Linked DNA regions of Mus musculus: region 1 is linked to region 2. A link is a loop called in an ENCODE intact Hi-C map of the cell type or tissue named here. Cell type or tissue: left cerebral cortex. All regions are shown on one strand. Region 1 has its middle 16 kb from the start of Sppl2c. Region 2 overlaps Wnt3 (wingless-type MMTV integration site family, member 3).

Region 1 (2,500 bases), 420 kb before region 2:
TACAGACCTTCCTCCAGATTGGTGGCTGTGTGTTGTTTCCACATGCCGTGACTCATGCCTGTGAATCCCTACTATCAAAGGTCTGGCAGGAAACAGACACCACCCTTCCTGTCTGCATCTCAGGGGCCGAGAACATAAACCAAGCAACACCAGGATGTCCTTTTAATTGTTCCTCTATAGTTCAGAGTAGTTCTTGGGCTTGAATAGTTTGCCCATACATTATATAACCACTTCCCACACCATGCCTCTAGACTGGGCTCAACAAACTGCTGACCTGTCCTACCATCTGCTTTTATAAAGCTTATTAGAGCATAGCCATGCTTAGCTACTTTCCTGTTTCTGCAGGGTAAGATATGCTAACTCATGTACTATCTTGTGGATTCTGTGAGTCAGGAGACAGGTGGTAGATTAGCTGGGTCCTCTACCCAGTATCTCACCAGGCTGAATTCAGTTTCCACTTGACCTGTGATCCCAAGGGGTCCATAGTCTCCTAACTTTTGTGTGTATGGTTGTTTTGCCTACGTGTATGTCTACGTACTGAAAGAAAGATGAAATTTCAAGACCTGTAAGTCATATAAAGTACTCAGAAATTGCTGGTTGTTTGTGAGCCTAGAGGCTGCCTGGGACTGAGAACAAAGAAAAACAAACCTGGGCATGCCCCGTCGTTAAAACATTCCTGGGAACAGCTTAACCATAAAGATAAAGAGGAATGTGAGGACATAACAGGGCTATCTGAACTGAGTCAACAACTCACAAAACCCTGACCTGCACATATTCTTTTGCTGATGTTTGAATAAGCCAATAGTGTGTCGCTATGCTGAATTCCCCACCCCTAAGCCCTTTACCCCATAAAAACCCCTAGCTATTGAGCCTCGGGGTCAAATCCACTGTCTCCTGCGTGAGATACCTTTTAACCCGGAGCTCCATCATTAAACTGCCTCGTGTGTTTGCAACAAGAAGGAATCTTGTGTTTCTTTGGGTGTGCTCTCTCTGCTAAGACTAGAGTGGGGGCCCCTGAAAGGGGGTCTTATAGTACCAAGTGAATTCCTGATCTCCTATAGAGCTTAGAAGAAGACACTGGATCTAGGAACTGGAGTCACAGATGGTTGTGAGCCACTGTGTGGATGCTGGAACTAGAGCACAGGATCTTTGACAGGACAGTCAGTGCTCTTAACCACAAAGCCATCTCTCCCTCTCTTTAAACAGATCACCTGATTAAGCTAGGCACTCCCAGGACAATCTTTCCATTGCTTTGCTTCTTCACTCAAAGTCAGCAGACTAAGCCTCGTATCTGTTTTCATTTTACACATGGTGTGCTATGGCCACTGTGAAGGGATCACTTCATAGCCATAGATTCTGCCTTGCATGGAGAGGAATACTAATCCAGCAACATAGATCTCTGCTCTGGCAAGGGATCACATATAAAAACCTTCTAGGTCTGTGTGATCTAGTTGAGTAACACACCTTTAACCTCTGGCTGGAACACAGACACACCCCCTAGTACACACCTTTAGTCCCAAACAATGAAGGTAAAGTTAGTTTGTAGAAGGAAACAGACATGTTTGAATCTGACGTCTAATTGAGGGGCAGACAAAGTGATGAATCAGAGTAAGATTTGACAGAATGAGTTCTATAGGATATGTTCAACTCACACATAAGAACAGCACCAGAAGAAAGGCTACTTTAGAACAGAGAGAGAGAGAGAGAGAGAGGATGTGGGGGGTGGGGGTAGGGAATACATATGACAGTTTTACCAGGACAGTTTTACAGAGACAGGTTGCAGAGATAAATCGAGCCAGAGAATGAGGAGCCAGAAGATTAGAACAGGTTGCCAAAGTTAGTATGAAGCCAAGTAGAAAAATTTGGTCAGAAGTCAAGAGAATCTGGATCAAATCAGTCAGCTTGGAGAGGAGTTTTGAGCCACAACAGCTGAGTTGAACCAGTCAGCGAGAGTTCAGAATAAGCTAGAAGACAATAACATCTGATGGATAAAAGTTACCTGGATACTTGTGTCCAAGGGAAAGCCTTACATGGGTCAAGAATACTGGTGTAGTGCCAGGCTGTGTGTCTGCCTTGCTGCTGGGGTGTCCAGAGTGTCACTGGTTCTGTTTTTTGTTTTGTTTTTGTTTTTGTTTTTTTTTTGAGACAGGGTTTCTCTGTATAGCCCTGGCTGTCCTGGAACTCACTGTGTAGACCAGGCTGGCCTCGAACTCAGAAATCCGCCTGCCTCTGCCTCCCAAGTGCTGGGATTAAAGGCGTGTGCCACCACGCCTGGTCAGAGTGTCACTGGCATGCAGTGCATTGGTAGCACAGTCCCAGAGCACAGCCTGTAAAGGGGGCTCTCAGTCTGTGTTTTTCCAGGTGGGAAACAGTTAAGTCTGGGATGATTGCTGTGGTTCCCAGTCTCCTGTGTACCCAGTTTCGAACTGGAGCAGGGGTGGAGGGGTTATCCCCTCAGAGCAGCCACACTTCAGGCAGAAAGGGGAAGGCAGAGCCTGGG
Region 2 (2,500 bases):
TGGCCATTTGGTGGATGAGAAAACTGAGGTCTGGGAAGGTTGGCAATTCAGCTTGCACCTCAAAGCTGCTCACATATAAAGTTTATGGTCTCTACTCTGTCCCGGAATCAGTTCCAGTCTCCCACTAGGCACAGAAAACTCAAACATCCACTGTCCTGAGCACAGAGCATCACTTTGCAATAGGAAGACCATGTCCAACAGTTCAGATCCCGGACCTGGAAACCATCCCTCACTCTGACTCCTCTTGTCTCCAAGCACAGAACATTTCTGGGTCCCCATCCTTCTTTAGATGTGTGAGTATACCTGACATTTCTGGAATTCACTCCACATGCATTAATGAGGCCATTTTGAGAAGGCCTGCCTCAGGGGGAACTGGAGAGCTGTCTGCTGTCCCCATCCTGACCCCTGCCAAGTCCTGCCAGCTGTACTAACCAAGCTCAAACAGGCAGCCAGGTGCTGCAGACCTTGGCCTCCTTACCCCTGCCTGTCCTATACCTTTTGGGACCCCTGACCCAGAAATTCAGTATCTGGGGCTGTGTTGGAGTCACTACACTGGTCAGCATGGGCAGCCAGGCTAGCTGTAGTTAGTTTAAAGGCAGGGTTAGTGGGGTTCCTTCCCTCCAGCACGAGGCTGATGCTACCAGAACCGCTGCAGTTTTGCAGCAGTCATCACACTTCCACGCAACAGGTCATCTAACCCAAAGACGCAGAGTTTAGTCTCTGAGTTCCAGGCCTGGTCTCCTGCACGCATGGGCTACCAGGACCCAAGCCACAGGACAAGAAGCCAACTTGAAGGTCTTCACAGGCAACCACGCGAAGGGGAAGTGGAGAGTGGCTACCCAGAGGCCCAGGTGGCTTAGGGATTCTTCGGCAGAAGCAGGGTGGAGGTTCAGCGATCCTTCTCAGCATCCCACTCTTCCTGTGTGCCCCATCAGCCTGTCCCTGGGGTGGTCCCCACGGGACTCTGTCCTTCCGATGATTCTGTCCCACTTCTTCCTCTTCTCAGTGGCTAACCGTGCATTCAGTACAGGGGACGCACTCTCTAAGAAGAACCCTATTTGGTGCTAGGACATCACAGGTACCAGGCCCGGAGGGGACGAGGTAGAAGTCTCTCCCTTGCTGTCGCCCCACATACCTCCACCCCCCAAAGAATGTAATTAAGCAGCAGGCTTCTGCCAGGAGCCAAGCTTTCTGCTTTCCGTCTATAAATCACCCTCTGAGTCATCCCCCAGCTCCAGAAGCAACTTCACCTCGTGCTGGGGCTGCTCCAGCAGCCAGGGCCCCAAGCCTACCCCTCCCCACCAGGCCCGGGAGCTCTGTGTTCCAGCTGGAGAGGACAGAGGTTTCCGAGCTCAGAAGACTGTGGGGTATCAGGAGGATTAGGGGAGACCCCAGACCACCTCTGTCCACCTTACCCTACCTCCCCTAGGCAGCAAAAAAAAAAAAAAAAAAAAAAAAAGCTGAACTTCAATGGGCTGGAGAGATGGCTCAGTGGTGAAGAGCACTGGTCCTTTCAGAGGTTCAGGGTTCAATTCCCAGCACCCACATGGCAGCTCACAACTGTCTATAATTTTAATTCCAGGGGATCTGACTCTCTTGCATAGGCATACATGTAGGAAACCACTAACATGAATATAATAAAAAATATTTTAAAAAGCCGAACTTCTGATTTTGAAGGAAGTTACAAGCCTGTGGGCACCAGTGCCAAGCACATGGAACAAGAAGAAATGAGAGCCATGGGGGCCAATCTCGGAGGGTTTATTTGAAGAGACAAGTCTGGATTCAGGGCCAGACCGAGGTTCAAACATTGAACTGTACTTCCTGCATTCCGGCAGCATTCTGGGGCCTGAATTTGATCACTGATGTTCATGGGGTAGCGGCCATAACTTTATTTTTCCTATGGGGAAACTGAGACGGGGAGAGGTCACTTTGCCAGCAGCCCAGAGACAGAGGAATAGAGAGCCCTTACGTGAGGTTTGGAAGTGAATTAAGAAGGCATGGCAGTGTTGGGTGGAAAGTGGGGCTTAGGGCAGGTACACCAAGCCACAGAAATCAAGGGGTGTGCTGATTCAGGCAGGTCCCAAGTATCTGCTGTGGAGTCCCCATCATATCCCCGAGGCTCTAAGAAGATGAATGGACACCTCTCAGTATAGTCAAGAGAGAGGCAGGGAGCTGAAGAAGGACAGAGTCACCCTAGGTCACACAGCCAATGGATGGTAAGCTCAGAACTCAGACGTGGCTCTCCACTTCCAGGCTGAAACATTTCTCCCCAGAGGGAATATATAGAAACAGAACATGTGGTGGCCGAGCCTTCAAGAAGGGTGCTGGCCAGGTGCCTTTGATCCCGGCACCCAGGAGGCAGAAGCAGGAAGAAGGATCTCTGAGTTCAAGGCCAGTCAGGTCTACAGAATAAGTTCTAGGACAGCCAAGGCTACATGAAGAAATCCTATCTCAACAAAACAAAACAAAACAAAACAAAACAAAACAAAACAAAACAAAA

What was found. Hi-C counts contacts between places; a loop is a spot of excess contacts. Peaks named below come from ENCODE experiments on the same cell type or tissue, not always from the same donor. Only the 100,000 strongest peaks of a DNase experiment are listed, where the experiment ranks them.
Region 1: a loop joins it to region 2, with 6 times the contacts of the local background. A loop is called at or near these places in 13 of 42 quality-filtered maps.

Annotation. Positions count from the first base shown.
Region 1 is chr11:104,201,061-104,203,560 of GRCm38, reverse strand. No RefSeq gene overlaps it. Among named protein-coding and RNA genes, the nearest start is that of Sppl2c, 16 kb to the right of the region's middle. In left cerebral cortex, no CTCF peak of the experiment used is centred here; no DNase peak of the experiment used is centred here.
Region 2 is chr11:103,779,066-103,781,565 of GRCm38, reverse strand. The region is part of intron 1 of Wnt3 (wingless-type MMTV integration site family, member 3); the gene reads right to left. Among named protein-coding and RNA genes, the nearest start is that of Wnt3, 6.1 kb to the right of the region's middle. In left cerebral cortex, no CTCF peak of the experiment used is centred here; a DNase peak (open chromatin) is centred at 1,209.